Regions from separate parts of the Homo sapiens genome. Here region 2 is linked to region 1. Evidence: chromatin loops called from intact Hi-C (ENCODE). Cell type or tissue: CD14-positive monocyte. All regions are shown on one strand. Links, peaks and the distances in the headings refer to the core of each region. The heading gives the core; the rest is flanking DNA.

Region 1 (8,334 bases), core at 216-8,215:
ATCCAAGAACCAGCAACCAAATGTCCCAACAGCAAACTCAATCTCAACCAACTTGAGAATGTAACTACCATGGAAAGGTGAGTGAGTGAAGTGGAATCAGCCTTTTCAGGAGAGAATATGTAGACCTAGATGTTCTGGAGCAACCAAGAACAGATTGGAACAGCCAATATTGGGTCTTGGTGGGGCCAAGGAAGAAGAATATTTGAGACAACAAAGGAAAAAAGAATACGTCCGTCTGGCATCCACATACAGAGATCTTTTTATGAGCATTCTATTCCCCCCTCTTCAATGTATATGACATGTTCCCACCCTAGGATTTTGAGGGAGAGGGTAGTATTTACTGGGCTTCATTTCCAAGTAACAGTTTAGCTTGGAGCTGTGCTTTATATTCGTGTAGTCTCAGGTAGAAAGAAAGAAGGCATGAAGGTAAGATCAGCCGGAGCACATTCTAAAGCACAGCAGCTGCATCTGAAGCAAAGTCACTGCCTGCACTGTGGATGTCCTGATTGGAAAATGAAAGGTGCAAAGCCTGCTGAGCCAGAAGAAAGGCATAGGTGACACATGCTTTCATAATAATGAGATGGTCACAATTGACACCACTGACCGAAGACACAGGTGTTCTAGCCATAGGCCTATATGGATGCCTGTGGAAATGAATGCTAACCTAACATCACTTTCTCATTCTTTCTTGAAAGGTTATTAGTTCAACTGGATGAAACAGAAAAAGCCTTTAGTCACTTTTGGTCTGAGCATCATCTGAAGCTTAACCAGTGCCTACAACTACAGCATTTTGAGCACGATTTTTGTAAGGTATTCTTTTCTTGTTTACTGTAACTTTCTTTTCTGGTACCGGGACCTCTGGTTTTCTCTCCCTCCTCACTCTTTGGTATGGGGTTTCCCTCTTTTCCCTAATCCAGCTTTCTCCTTATCTCCTTGCTTCTTTACAGACCACCCCCTCCAACCCCCTTCTCACTTTTTCAGTGGAGTCAAACTGTTCTAGAATCCCATTTACCTGTTGATGTACATGGCATTTCAGTGATGGTTTATCTTCCTTTTTTTTTTGAAACAGGGTCTTGCTCTGTCACTCCGGCCGGAGTGCAGTGGTGTGATCATGGCTCACTGCAGCTTTGATCTTCTGGGCTCAAGCTATCCTCCCACCTCAGCCTCCCAAGTAGCTGGAATTACAGGCATGCCCCACCATCACACCCGGTAATTTTTTTTTTGAGTTGGAGTCTCACTCTGTTGCCCAGGCTGGAGTGCAATGGCGCGATCTCAGCTCACTGCAACCTCCGCCTCCCAGGTTCAAGCGATTCTCCTGCCTCAGCCTCCTGAGTAGCTGGGACTACAGGTGCCCACCACCACACTCAGCTAATTTTTTGTATTTTTGGTAGAGATGGGGTTTCACTGTGTTAGCCAGGATGGTCTCAATCTCCTGACCTCTGTGACCTACCTGCCTCGGTCTCCCAAAGTGCTGGGATTACAGGCGTGAGCCACTGCGCCCGGCCCAGATAATTTTTAAATATTTTTGCAGAGACGAGGTCTCCCTATGTTGCCCAGGCTGGCCTCGAACTTCCAAGCACAAACAATCCTCCTGCCTCAGCCTCCCAAAGTGCTGTGATTATAGGCATGAGCCACTGGACCCAGCTGTCTTCCTTTTTGATTGATTATCTGTTGAATATAGTTCTAATAGTTCAGCTACAGGTGAATTCTGCACCCCCAGCTTAATTTGAAAGTTAGTGAGCTGCAAAAAAAAAATTTTTAACATATATAGATATATACAAGTCTTGAATCCTTTTTGGAATTTTGAGTTTTCTTGAAGCATAACAAACCTATACCTTCAGGTGAGTGAGTGTTGGTTTACTTCTGGACTGTTCTAATGTTTCTTGTAGGCTAAGCTTGCCCTGGATAATTTGCTGGAAGAGCAAGCAGAGTTTACAGGCATTGGAGACAGCGTGATGCACGTGGAGCAGATTCTTAAGGAACACAAAAAACTGGAGGAAAAAAGCCAGGTTTGCTTTCTGACATTTTTGTGTACTGGGAGGGAGGTTGCTGTGGACAATGATGGATCATGTCCAGTCATTGCTATTGGAAGGTTGCTAAAGGACACAGGAATGCCCAGTCCTGCCCTTCAGTCACCCCAGGATCCCAAGGAGAGAGGCACATTAACAACTGCTATGAATAATACGGGCAGCACAGAGTCCTATTAAAGCTGCCGGAACATACAGTTGCAGTTGGACGCTCAGGTCGGGTGAGGACTCTGGACCAGCCCTGCCCTCTCACGTGGTCAGCAGCCAAGTGGGAGAAGGTCACAACAGGCTCATCACTCACCAGAACAATTATATCAGAGGCTCACCCATCAGCTTGAGCTCCTCCCTGGAGCCTGGACTAGGGGGCTGGGGGTTGTGGGGTTGGTAGTAAGGATGGGAAACTTTCAAAGGAGAAACCAGAAAAAAAAAAACAACTAGTTTTATACCTGGAGCAAGACAATTAGATGGGGGAAATTGGTCCATGTTAGTTCCATTGCTACACAGAATTGGCAAAGCTTTCTCCTTTCTCATGTCCCAAGAGTTGTAAATGTGAAACTTGTAAAAGAATATGTATTTTACAGTCCCATACTGGAATTAAACAGTGTCCCAGATCCGCACACAAGTCAGCATTTAGAAATGATTCCATTTTAAGTGTTTACAGATTTGGTTTATTACAAATGAAGAAAGCTGAGTCGTCTCTTTCCAGAGAAGTTCCTTTCTGCTTGTTTGAAATTAGGTTCTCTATATTTTTGGGTCTTGGGGACCAAGTCCCCTGTGGTTAGCGCTTCCTTTCTTAGCTAATCTGGAGGCATGTTTCTCAGACGGCAATTTTGCAGTACTAGAGATTTGCCAAAGTGTGAGCCTCTGGCCAGCAGCACAGATGTCACCTGAGTAAGCGCTAATTAGAAATATAAAATCTCAGACCCCACCCTGGAATTGGAATCTGCATTTTAAGAAGATCCCCAGGTGATTGACTTGTACGTTAAAGTTGGAGACACACACCCCTAAAGGATACAAAACAAAGTATACCAAGGCCACACTGACTCTAAGAGCTGTTGGTTGTAGATTCTGAGCTGCAGGTGCTTGTGCACATGCATGAACACACAAACCCAGCTGTGTATCCAGATCCCCATTCAGGAATCCCATCCCTTCACAGCGAGCGCTCTTTCTCTTACCAGTGACCATTTGACAGATAAACTAGTGCTAAAGACACATGAGTCATCAGGAACATTTATCAAACAATGGAAAAGTTGAATTTCATATATATGATGACTAGATACCTTAGATTCTCCAGGACAGCCCCAACCTTATATCATTTTAGTTTTTTCAAAATAATTTTTTACTGAATATAGATACTATATTTTTTTGCTTATTCATATATTAAGAAAAAGTGCCTCATCAAAAAAAATGCCTTCATATATATATGAAAGTAGCTACTGACCTATCCAGAGGGTTATTTATTCATCAAGAGGTATTCCTTATCCTAGGTTCCGTGGGTGCAGCGGTGAGCCAGACAGTCCAGAATCTGCCCTCATGGAGCTTACATTCTACTGGAGAGAGACAGTTCACTAAAAAGCAATCAAATAAATAATAACATCAGATAGTAACAAGTGATATAAAAAAGAAAACAAGATATAATAGAAAGTGACTGGGGATGCTACTTTAGCTAGAATGGTCTGGAAAGGCCTGAGAAGACGACCTTTGGTCTGAGATCTGTTTGATCTGTGTAATCATGCAAAGACTTAGGGAATAGTATCAAAGCAAGAGCGAGCTGCAGGTGCAAAGGTCCTAAAGTGGAAATGAGCTTGGTGAGTTCAAGGAACATTGCTAGAGCAGGTGGGCCAGGAGGAAATGAGTGAACAGAGATGAGCAGAGGCCAGGTAGTCCTGTTGCACCCTGAGATCTTTTGTGAGGATTTGAATTTTATTCTCAGTGGAACAGAAAGCCCTTGGAAGGCGCTCTGGGCTGTGTCTTGAATAGTGGCGATGGATCTGCATGACTGCATCACATTCTTTCTTCTGCCCACTTCCTTGAACTTGTGGTCCTTGGTATATACTTCAAAAGTTGCTGACCAGAGTTAGGGATGAAACCTGTGGTTATGGAACACAGGAATGCTCTGTGAACCCATGACCCACCTTTCGTGGGCAACATTCTTGAAGCAGCTAGACTAGCCCACTGTGGATGACCTGTGACTTGCAGGATTTGCAGACCTGTCACATCCTATGACTTGCAGATCTTATTTCTAAACTTGCTTCCTGAAGGATGTAGTACACCTGTGTCTCTGCCTTTGCGTAAATCAAACAAAGCTGTCTCATCGTAACTGAGATCGTTTTCAATATATCTTCCCTCAGACTTCTCAGACACATGGCTTCTTCAGATGATTAGGGCTTGGCTAATCTTTCCATTTGTCCTTTAAAGTGTTAAAGGAACAAGACTGTGTCTGGCCACAATCTGACAAATATCTGCCTGGAGTTTGTCCTTTACTCGGCACTAAGGGGCCAGCTCCCTCCCAGCACAGCCACACGCTGGCTCTGGGGTGTTGCCAGCTTCCTTATTCCACACAGTGACATCATTCTCACAAGTAACCTCAGTCAACTCACTAACCAGGCTCCTGTCGCATGCTGATTCAGCCTGTTCTTTATCTTGTTCTCGTTTGAGGGTTTAGCAGTCTTTTGAATGCTCCTTCCTGATTCTGAAAAACAGTAGTTTCAACCACTTACAGAAGGTCTTCTATAAAAGCAGAACTTGCTGCAGGGTTTTGACTGTGGGCCGTACTGAGACCCTTGCTGAGGGGCCAGCAGGGAACAGACCAGGACAGGGTGGAGGAACCACCTGATTTCAGCCTTGACCTCTCCCCATAAGGGTGCTGTGTCTAAGAAGGCATGGAACCCAGGCCATTAACATCTAAGGATGTCATCTTGTTGGAGGGTCATGGCTTTGTGTACATGTGTGAAATTTTCAAACACACAGAGAAGCAGATAGACTGGCACAATGAACTCCAAGTGTCCATCATTCAATTTCAACAACCATTAGCTTTCTGCCTTTCTTGTTTCATCTGGCCCACCTCCCCATACACACACTCCATCCCTGTGGATCCTCTGTGGGTTTGTTCTAGATTCCCGGATAGAGTAGCATCACTCGCTTTCTCGCCACTTTCTTCCCTAGTAGGCACTCTCATCTCTCATCTGTTATACCAGCAGAGTCCTCGGGGGGAAATAAACTTATTTCAATAAAGATTTCTGATTGCAACTTCTAAGCTGAAACTTGACGATCCAGCCTTCTGGAATTTTCAGCATCTGAAAGATCCCAGATGGGCTTGTGATCAGAAGATTTTAGCCATTTTTTCCCTCACTCTTTCTTTTTTACTTTGGAGATTTTGATGACTATTTATCCTGAGTGGGAGGTATATAAACTAAAAAAATAAGCTTCAATTTGGAGGTTTCACCATAAATTTCTTTGCAGGCACCAGGAGGATTTCATAGCACATGTGTAGAGGCCAGGTGGGCTGGAAGGTGACAAGAACACAGGCTTTGGAAGTCGGATAGGGATGGATTCAAATCTTGGCTCTAACAAGTACCAGCTGTATGACCCTAGTCACGTTTCGTAGCCTTTCTGAATATGGTCCCCCTCATCTGTAAAGCAGAGGTAATAATTCCTGCCTCACAGAGACCTTGTGAAGATTAAATGAGTTAGATGTGTGGTAGGGACTTCATGTGGTCAGCTTGCAATATGGTTGGTGGTCAGTAGTCAGTGGTCAGAAACTATTGTTGTCCTTTCAATTCTGTAATAGTGACCTTCCAGCCATGTGGTGGCTGAATCCGGGTTGCTCCTTAGTTGCCCTTTTTTTTGAGACGGAGTTTCACTCTTGCCGCCCAGGCTGGAGTGCAGTGGCACAATCTCAGCTCACTGCAACCTCCGCCTCCTGGGTTCAAGCGATTCTTCTGTCTCAGCCTCCCAAGTAGCTGGGACTACAGGTACCCTCCACCACACCCGGCTAATTTTTGTATTTTTAGTAGAGATGGGGTTTCACCATGTTGGTCAGGCTGGTCTCTAACTCCTGACCTTGTGATCCGCCGGCCTTGGCTTCCCAAAGTGCTGGGATTACAGGCGTGACCCACTGCGCCCGGCCTCCTCAGTTGCCTTTATGGGCGTTTCTCCCTAGACCCATTTGGACCTGTTACACACATCTTCCCTCTAACATCTCAAATGTCTTCTGGAAAATTCTGAAGGGTGAAATACTGTATGCTGAGGGAAGGGCAGGCTCTGATCACCACAGGGTGATTTGGAAGTATCCTGTGGTGAATTTCCCTGGACCCAGAAAATTCTGCCCTGTTCTTAATAAATTAGGCAGCTGGACTTAAAAAAAAAAAAAGTGTCAACAGAGACTTTCATGCCAAGTCTCATGTTTCTATATTTGACTAAAGTCAGACAAGTTCGAGCAACCAAATGAGGTCTCTAAGTTTAGGCAGAACAAGTGCAGCCATTTTTCTCTGTGTATGTTGGTCTGAGCCAGATCCTGGAGCAAGACTGCCTGGGTTTGAAGCCTGGCTCTTCTCTTTCCTACCTGGGTCACCTTGGGCCATTGTGCTCCACTTCCCTTTGGTAAAACAGTACCTGTATCAAAGGGTTTGTTGTGAAGAGTTAAGGAAATAAGCAAATGTAAAGCATTCAGAACAGTGCCTGGCATCTGTTAAGCTCTCAGTAGATGTTAGCTGTTGTTATTAACATTACAGAGGTAGAGGGATAAATTCTGGGCTATGGAACATGTGCTAGGTTCAGTCTGCGGTAGCTGAGCAGTGCTAGGAAAGGTCTGTCATTCATTCGACATCTATTCTGCAAATATTTATTCATCTCCTACCATGCCAGGTACTGTTTAAGTTCTGAGGACACAGCAGTGAACCAAAGAGTCAAAAATCACTGCCCAGACCAGGCGCGGTGGCTCACGCCTGTAATCCTAGCACTTTGGGAGGCCGAGGCGGGTGAATTGCCTGAGCTCAGGAGTTCGAGACCAGCCTGGGCAACATGGTGAAACCCCATCTCTGCTAAAAATTAAAAAAAAAAAAAATTAGCCAGGCATAGTGGTGGGCGCCTATAGTCCCAGCTACTCGGGAGGCTGAGGGAGGAGAATCGCTTGAACCCCGGAGGCAGAATTTTCAGTGAGCCTAGATCAAGCCACTGCACTCCAGCCTAGCTACAGAGCAAGATTCCATCTCAAAAAAAAAAAAAAAAAAAAAATCACTGCCCAGGGAATGAGTATTCCAGTCATCTTGTAGGGGTGGTAACCAGTGCACCTGGGCCTTTGCTGTTTAGAACAAGTGTTCTGGGTATTTTTGCCTCAGTCCTTTTAACTAGCCACTACTTGATTTGTGTCACTTGTTTCTATACCAGTACTCCTCTTTGTTTTGTGCAGCATTTATTTGTAAGTACCTAAGATGCAGCATGCACTGTTTTCAGTTGAATAAGAGCTGGTTCTGGACCATAGGTGTCTGTGGCATAGCGCAGGCAGCAGATAAGTGGTCACAACATAATGAAGCAGGTGCTCTGATCAAGAGAAGCACAGAGAAAGTTTTCTGGAGAAGGTGAAGTCTGAAATATGATTTAGATCGAGTTGGCCCCAGAGGAGTATGGGTGAGGGGGAGTAGGGAAGGATGGGCTTTCTAGGCAGACAGCAGGTGGAGAAGGGATGGAGGCCTGAAGCTGCCTGAATATTTGGGGAACAATAAGTGGATAATTAGTATGGTTGCAGCAGAGAATGGAGTTGAGGAAGTGGAAGAGGACTTGGTAAGTCAGGCACACCCAGGTATGAGCTAGATAATGAAATTCCCCGTGTGCATTGCTCAAGAGTTTAAGCTTGCTCCTGAAGACCCTGGGCGCCCAGGAAAGGGCTTGAAGCTTGGGAGTGATGTAGACACAATAAGATATGTTGGAATTGCTCCTTTGTCAGCAGTCTGGAGCATGATTTGAAGGAGAGCCTGAAGAAAAGCAGGGAGACCAGTTGTCCCCATGAGAAGCCATGAGGCCTGAGCAGACAGTGACAAGGAGGTGGCAGAGATGGGGTCAGAATTTGAAAGGCATTAAGAAGGCGACGGTCCCTGCGGGGCTTCGTGAATGACTGGGAGGGTAAGAGGAAAGGGGTTTGGAAATTGTTGAAACCATAAACCAGTGCAAGTTAAGAGAGGGGCAAGATGTACGCACCTGGAGTTACCGTGACTCCTTGTGTTACTGTAAACAGCTAAAGCAGTGCAGTGATGCACTGGATGCTTAGTGTGGCTGGCAAGGGGGCTCATGGGCTCTCTGCTCCTGGAGA
Region 2 (8,334 bases), core at 161-8,160, 68 kb before region 1:
ATTTTGACCACCTGTTTTTGTTGCAGGAGGCCGAGGGGAGGATGGCGCCCCCATCATCACGTTCCCAGAGTTTTCGGGGTTCAAACACATCCCAGATGAAGACTTCCTGAATGTCATGACCTACCTGACTAGCATCCCCAGGTGAGCTGAGCACAGTGTCCTGCCGCCTTAGGCACTGGCTTTATTCCACACTTCCCATGTGGCAGGGCTGGGTTGAGACATATACTTCCATGAGCATGGTGTACCCTGGTATGCATAATAACCCAGCTGGCTTCTGTCACCCATCAGTCACGAGCAAGGAATGTGGAAAGGGACTGGAAAACAATGACAAACAAGCCTCAGTTTTGACTCTCTTGTGCACACAGGAGGGACAGAGTAAACATGGTCGGGTGGATGGAAAACTGAGCAGCTGTGTTGCCTTTGTTCCTTAGGCTATTGCTTTATTTTCATTTTTTATTTTTGAGATGGAGTCTTGCTCTGTTGCCCAGGGTGGAGTGCGGTGGCACGATCTTGGCTCACTGCAACCTCCGCCTCCCGAGTTCAAGCAATTTCCAGCTAATTTTTGTATTTTTTTTTTTTTTTCAGCAGAGAGGGGTTTCACTATGTTGGCCAGGCTGGTCTCGAACTCCTAACCTCAAGTAATCCGCCTGCCTCGGCCTCCCAAAGTGCTAGGATTACAGGCTTGAGCCACCGTGCCCGGCCTAGGCTGTTGCTTTAGCTAAAGGTTATTCTGGCTTCCTGGGTCGCGTTGTCTAGGACACATGACCCTTGTTTAGGGAACTCCAACTGTGTCAGGAGTTATTTCTCTCTCCGAAATAAGAAAATTAGGGGCAGATTGTTGTCATTTGCATTGTCAGATGGAGAAACTAAGGCACAGAGCAAGGAAACTACAAGGCCAGGGAAAAAAACTGTGCTTGTAGCTGAGCCCATGATAGAAATGCTTTCTGGCATCTTCTTCCACCCTCTCCAGCCTGGGCCTCAACTCTTTATGCCGCTTAAATCGGTATGGGCCCAGGTCTTCGAGGGGATGGAGTGTGGGCAGAGTCCACATTGGTCACCACCATTTCACAGACCGGGGCAGAGCGGGGTCTAAACCCCCTCCTTAGGCAGTGCTGTGTCCACCTCCAGCAGAGAAGACTTGGTTGGGAAAGGCCTTCCCTCCATGGGTTTGCATTGCTTATGAGCCCCCACCCCTCCCTTGACTATAGTGTGGTTTAGAATGTACACAGTGGCCAGGTGTGTGGTATTTTGCCTGCTTTCCACCTGCCTTCTATGATTTAGAGGTAAACAGCAGCTTTGTGACTGAGAGGCTGCCTGGCGTCTGATACCACTTGTGGAGATTAGGAAGTTGATTGCTTTAACCAAACCCACTTGAAAAATATGTTTTTTCTTTTACACCTTTTTCTTTAGTTTTTTCTTTTGCCCATCTTATTTCTTCAGAGAAGGTTATGGATTTATTTTGAATGCATTTCTTCAAAGTTAGTACTTAAATATATTTCATCAATTTCCTCCTTTCCTCCTCCCTGCCACTGCCATATGCCACGCGTTAATGCAGATATAAGGATGTGGGGAATCCTTTGTTGCTGTGAGGGAAAGACACCACACCTGTCTCACGGCTTTGCTCAGGTGTTTCTCTGTGGCACACCTCTGCCCCTCTTCTAGGCCTGACTCATGCACATTCATCAACCCTCAACTCTGACCTCATCTCTTCGATGAAACCTTCCTTCACCCCAGTTCTGCTTTCACAGAGTCTTTTTTTAAATTTCCACAGAACCCCGAGGTTTACCTTTGCCTATGGAAGTTATTTGTCTATGGAAATTATTTCTGCCTCTCCCAGTAGACTGTGAACTTCTTAAGAGTAGGGGCCAATGCTTTGCTTTTCTTCTCTTTCGTTTTTAAAATCTCCAGCCCTAGCACAGTGCCCAACACCTGGTTGGTTCTCAAAAGTAATGTTGGTAGAGTTTTCAGTTTTGATAATGAGTCATTCCAAACAAATGGTATTTGTTGTAGGGTGATGAAGGGGTTAAAATATGCTATTCTGTACTATGCGCCATAAAAAAGAATGAGTTCATGTCCTTTGCAGGGACATGGATGAAGCTGGGAGCCATCATCCTCAGCAAACTAACACAGGAACAGAAAACCAAACACCACATGTTCTCACTCATAAGCAGGAGTTGAACAATGAGAACACATGGACACAGGGAGGGGAACATCACATACCGGGGCTTGTTGGAGGGTCGGGGACGAGGGGAAGGAGAGCATTAGGACAAATACCTAATGCATGCGGGTCTTAAAACCTGGATGATGGGTTGACAGGTGCAGCAAACCACTGTGGCACATGTATACCTATGTAACAAACCTGCATGTTCTGTACATGTATCCCAAAACTTAAAGTAAAAATTTAAAAATGCCATTCTGGAATATTGACTATTTAAGTTAAAAGCACTTGAAAAACAGCAGGTACAAGAATATCACTTTGACCTTTGTGCTGTTTCTTAAGAGGAGAAGATGGAATTCCTATGTGAAAGACACTCTCTAGGGACTAGAAGGAAAGGTAACTTAGAGAATATTGCACAGACCTTGTTAGAAATTCTATTTTTTAAGCTTCCCCACATAATTTAGTCACATTTTCATAGTTTATTATTCTTTGTTCAATCCAGTATAGAAGTAACTGACTCTAACTGATTCTTTGGGTCTTCATTTCTTTATGAGGGCTCTTGTGCCATGTAAAACATTTATGAATAAATGTCTATGCTTTTCTCATGTTAATCTGTGTTTTGTCGATTTAACTCTTGGACCCAGCCAGGACCCTAAGACAATAGAGGTGAAGTTTTTCCATTCCTACAGTGAGAAGGGGGACCCTGACGGAGGGGAACCCCAGCTCTTCATTCCTGCCTTTATCAACCTGGGTTTTAAGAAGTTGAACTTGAACTCTGTCTTTGGCCCAGTGGCATTTCAGGACAATATCCCATCAGTTTAGCAACTTCTGTGGGAGCGGCAAGGAAGAGGGTGAATAGGGATGTAGACAATAGGAGGAGTGTCCCCTGTCCCCATTCTCCTTATATTTGTTTTAAATTCGATGTCTAGTTTTACTTAATCCCCAGGGATACAGTCAAATGCTAAGTTAAATGGAGGATTTTCCTTTTGCATTTGCAGCCTTTTCCAAATCACGCTGAAGATAGCTCAGCCCCCCGGACTGTGTGGCAAGAAGCAGGCAGGGTTATCACCCCTATCTCACAGATGGAGATGAGGAGATCAAACAGGGGCTTCTGTTTTGGATTTCTTTGTTCTACTGTAGGCTCCTGGTACAATTTCTTGTGACCTAGGGAATATTTTCTTTTCCTAGAATGCTGTTTGTCTTTCGGGAAAGAGTGGCTGTCTGGCCAGTTCTTCCCCTCGCCTTTCTTCTTCCGCTTTTGCTCACACTACTTGCTGCCCCTCCCCTGTTCCTTTCCACAAAAAGTGGAGACAAAGGGTGAGAAGGCCTGAAAGGGGAACTTGACTTGGACCTATGTCTAATTTCCATGTCAGATTTCAAAGAATGAAACCACCCTTGTTCGTTTTATGACTCCTGTTTATCACAATTTGCATCTTTTTGTACGTTACATAGTTATCCAGTACCAGAGTCCTTCCCAATTGCAAAATGTTTTATAGACAGGTGGCAGAGGGCTCGTGGATGGATAAAAAAGAATTGATACACTAGAATAGGAAAATGGCAGGATACTTGGGGTTGGGAAATGCTATCTTTGTGCCTGAAATTAATTAGGATCTCGCATTGTGAGTGGGTTGGGCAGGTACAGAAAGGCTTCCCACAGTAATTCATTCTTCAGCAGACCTCTATGAGAGCCCACAGCATGTAGGGTGCGGTGTACGATGCTGTAAAGGACTGAAAAACCTCAAGACGATGTCTCAGACCGCAGGAAACTCATTACATGACTCTGTTATCAATATCTTTTGTGAAATATGTAAACAAAGTGCTATAGGAGCTCAGAAAACAGAAAGTCACTTCGACAGGAAAAAAAGGGAAAACTTCAGGAAAAAAGGGGGTTTCAATCCAGACCTGTAAGAGAGGGTTCTTGGATCTTATGTGGGAAAGAAGTCAAGGAGAGTCACAAAATGCAGTGAAAGAAGCAAGCTTATTAGAAACTACTGTTACAGAGTAGGGTGCCCTCAGAAAGCAAAAGGAGGAACGCATTGACTTTAAGTTTTTCTTATATAGGGATCTTGTCTATATAAAGATTAAACTAAGCTGTGCCTATGTGCGGATGGGCAGACAGTGTGACAAAACTTATTATTCTATTGATTTAAAGAAAACTATCCTTGACATTTTAGTGTGTGAGAACATCAAAGCATAACTATAATTTTTTGAAAACATATATTGTTATGGTATTGGGACATCTGGACTTTCTGTTGTTGTAGTATCCTTAGGCTGTTTTCTCAACCATAAACATCTTATGACCATGGGTCCTGGTTGGCAAGGAATGTGCCTTGTTACTCTCAAGATGGAGCTGAACTTAAAATTGTGTCACTTTCACTCTCCTAGGCTCCTGCCTCCCTAACAAAATGTCCTTGAGGGGATGGTACAGTTGCTACAGATAGATACAGAAGGGAGCATTCCAGAGAGAGAAAAGGATAGTGTTGAAGAGCTTTGAACACAGCCCAAACCTGGATTGAAATCCAGATCCTATTGCTCACTAGCTAGGTGGTCTGGGGCAAATGACATGGCTTCTATTTTTTCTTTCTTTCTTTCTTTCTTTTTTTTTTTTTTTGAGACGGAGTTTCGTGCTTGTCGCCCAGACTGGAGTGCGGCAGGGCAATCTCAGCTCACTGCAACCTCCGCCTCTCGGGTTGAAGTGATTCTCCTACCTCAACCTCCCGAGTAGCTGGGATTACAGACACGCACCACCACGCCCAGCTAATTTTTGTATTTTTAGGAGAGACGGAGTTTCACCATGTTGGCCAGGATGGTCTCAATCTCTTGACCTTGTGATCCGCCCGCCTCAGCCTCCCGAAGTGCTGGGATTACAGGCGTGAGCCACTGCGCCCAGCTGACCTGGCTTCTATTTCTATCTAACGCAGGGTCTGAAGTTTTCAACAGAGCATATTTGGGGAATTACAGAGCATCCCAGTTCACCAGAACAGAGTGAGGCTGCTTTTCAGACAGTATTGAGAAACGAGGGCTGGAAAAAGTTGGAAACAGATTGGGCAAGGCCTTTACCCCCAAGTTAAGGAGTTGAGGCACAGTGAGCAGGAAGAGGCCATTTTCCTGCAAGAGGGTTTGAGGAGCAGAGTGAGGAGCAGATTGATCTGGTGGTGGTGTGTAGGATGGATTGGAGAGAGCAGGAAAGGGAGGCAGGGAGACCAATTAGGGGATTCTACACTGAGACAGGTGCAAAACGAAGAGGGATGATGGCATGAGAACTGGATAGGAAGGGATGGACAAGAAGACAGGCACTGGGGACTGGTGGAGGTCGGGAAGGAGGAAGAGGGAGAAGCTACGGAAGACGCTTGGTTTTAGGAGCCTTACAATTATCTCGTATTACTCTAAGTCTGGTGTGTGGAGTATTCTGTGTGGAATTCAGGCCTCATTTTGGGTTTGATGGTCTCATCGTGATTTATTTTAAAACTTTTTCTAATCAAAGCCATGCTAAGACAATGGTTCTCGACCTCAACTGCATTTTAGGATTGCCTAGGGAGATTTTAATTCCCAATGTCCAGACTATAATTCAGATGAATTACATCAGGATTTCTCGGGGTGAAACCTGGATTTTCAGCGGTGTCTAAATCTCACCGGTGATCCCCATGTGCAGCCAGGGATGAGAGTGTCTGTGCTAGGAGCGGATAGGGAGAAGCTATGGTGAGACAGAACAGACATTTGAGGGGTGTGAAGAAGAAAACCTGGAATCCGACTTAGCTTTTGGATAAAGTGAGGTGGCAGTGAATGTGCAGAAATTGAAAGTTGGAGGGAGGGCTGTTCCCACGTCCTTTACTTTTGCTATCACAGTTCTGTATTTCTTTCCTTAAAATCAATATATAAAAAGATTCAATTTCTTGAGCTTCCTTGACCCTGGAATTTCTTTGTGAATTATGTATAGTACTGTACATAAGGAACTATTGAATTACAAACCTTCCCACATGAATCTTATGGTATTAAAATAAATAAATATTCAAAAATACACAGAAATCATTACCACATCTCTATTCTGTTTCCAAAAACAGCTGAGGGCCAGTTTTAGCCCATCAGGTGCCGTCTGCTATATAAATTGTACTACTAGTGGTTTTCACAGTCCAGCTTATAACAATAGCACAATAAATCCTAGTGGTCACTTTCTCAGAATGTAAGATATCGTCATTTAAAACATGTCACCTGTGGCTACAGAGTAGAGCCAGATGGTCTGAAAAGACATTAGTAAAATATTCTGAGCCACAGAGATGGAGCTGAACTTGGGTCACCCTCAGTCTCCTAGGCTCCTGCCTCCCTAACAAAATGTCCTTGAAGAATGGGACAGTTTAACTGCGTTTCAATCATAGTTGTTGGTCCTACAAATCAACATTTGTATAACTAAGCATGGATATTTATCACTGTGTTTCTCTACTTAGTTTCCTTATTTTAACTTCCAGTTCTGGGTTCATTATTAGAAACGGATTGGAGAAAGTACTTTTATTAGATGGTACAAGAGCAGTATTTCATATCAATGGTTAATTTTGTTATTGTTTCTATTTCTTTCTTTCTTTCTTTCTTTTTTGAGACCGAGTCTCATTCTGTTGCCCAGGCTGGAGTGCAGTGGCGCAATCTCGGCTCACTGCAACCTCCGCCTCCCAGGTTCAAGTGATTCTCCTGCCTCAGCCTCCTGAGTAGCTGAGACTACAGGCACGTGACACCATGCCCGGTTAATTTTTGTATTTTTAGTAGAGACGGGGTTTCACCATGTTGGCCAGGCTGGGATTGTTTCTATTTCTAAAGGACTTTTCTATACGGAATCTGTTGAGGGACCTATTTAAGTTAGAGTAATTTTTCTACATTCATTTTCCTCACATACAGTGTGATGAATAGTCTTTGGTGTTCGTTGTGTCCTCTTTTTATGATAAGTGGCCTAAAATGGGGTCTGATATTAGTACTCTAGGAAGGAATAGGAGAAGAATAGTGTTATTATTTGGCCTGTGAATTGTGATGAGACTTACTCCTTTGTATTGAAAGACTCAGTGGGATTATAATAACTACTCAGCTTTAGAAACCAGCCTCGTCAGAGAAGTGAGTGCAATCTGGGCCTCTTACTATTATGAAGTGTGAAGGGAAAATAAATCTCAGGACCCCCAAATCATTAAGCCAAAGGGTAGTGAAGCTGGGAAGTGCATCAGACAAACCTGCCTCCCATTTTATTCCTAAAGAAGATAGCTACAAAGATAAAAAAAAAAAAACGATATACCTCCCTAAAGATAAAAAATACTATATACCTCCCTCACAATTTGCCCACAAGGAATTCCTCGTGGAAAAAAGACGGACAGTACTCAGAGTTATCCCTCTGCCCCTGTGAAACAAACGCCTATCTGATTGCTTCCTCTGCCCTCCTGTTTCACTAAGCCAAACTGAGGCATAAGTGACTATTCCTCTACCCTCTTCTCACATGTAAATTGTGTATTGTGTAAAAGGCTAATCAGAGGCCGGGTGCGGTGGCTTACACCTGTAATCTCAGCACTTTGGGAGGCTGAGGAGGGTGAATCACTTGAGGTCAGGAGTTCAAGAACAGCCTGGCCAACATGGTGAAACCCCATCTCTACTTAAAAAAAAAAAAAAAAGAAAAATTATCTGGGCCTGGTGGCATAAGCCTGTAATCCCAGCTACTTGGGAGGCTGAGACAGGGGAATTGCTTGGACCCAGGAGGCGGAGGTTGCAGTGAGCTGAGATCACCCCACTGCACTACAGCCTGGGTGACACAGTGAGACTCCGTCTCAAAAAAAAAAAAAAAAAAAAGGCTTCTCAGAGACTCAAAAGACTGCAACCTTTTGTCTCTTATCTACCTATGAACTGGAAACCCCCCTCACCCGTGGAGTTGTCCTGCCTTTCCTGAATGACTAATGGACATCTTACGTGTATAGATTGATGTCTCACGTCTCCTTAAAATGTATAAGAGCAAGCTGTGCCTCCAGCACCTTGGGCACTTGTTGTCAAGACCTCCTGAGGCTGTGTCACAGGTGCGACCTTACCCATGGCAAAATAAACTTTCTAAACTGATTGAGACCTGTCTCAGATACTTTTGGGTTCACAGAAGGCAATGGAAAATACTGTTTTTCAAGTGTCTAAACAACATTAACGAGCAAAAGTGCTGCTTTGAT

Evidence for each region. Peaks named below come from ENCODE experiments on the same cell type or tissue, not always from the same donor. Only the 100,000 strongest peaks of a DNase experiment are listed, where the experiment ranks them.
Region 2: a loop joins it to region 1, with 4 times the contacts of the local background. A loop is called at or near these places in 10 of 110 quality-filtered maps.

What each region holds. Positions count from the first base shown.
Region 1 is chr3:183,303,391-183,311,724 of GRCh38, reverse strand. MCF2L2 (MCF.2 cell line derived transforming sequence-like 2) reads left to right here. Exons shown (of 30, transcript NM_015078.4): 8 at 1-77; 9 at 696-810; 10 at 1,890-2,009. Among named protein-coding and RNA genes, the nearest start is that of B3GNT5, 54 kb to the right of the region's middle. In CD14-positive monocyte, for the core only: no CTCF peak of the experiment used is centred there; DNase peaks (open chromatin) are centred at 4,634 and 7,814; H3K4me3 peaks cover 1,109 bases; H3K27ac peaks cover 1,802 bases.
Region 2 is chr3:183,371,104-183,379,437 of GRCh38, reverse strand. MCF2L2 (MCF.2 cell line derived transforming sequence-like 2) reads left to right here. Exons shown (of 30, transcript NM_015078.4): 3 at 27-141. Among named protein-coding and RNA genes, the nearest start is that of MCF2L2, 53 kb to the left of the region's middle. RefSeq lists silencers at 1,923-1,972, 2,023-2,082. In CD14-positive monocyte, for the core only: no CTCF peak of the experiment used is centred there; DNase peaks (open chromatin) are centred at 1,697, 3,467 and 8,067; H3K4me3 peaks cover 1,063 bases; H3K27ac peaks cover 1,409 bases.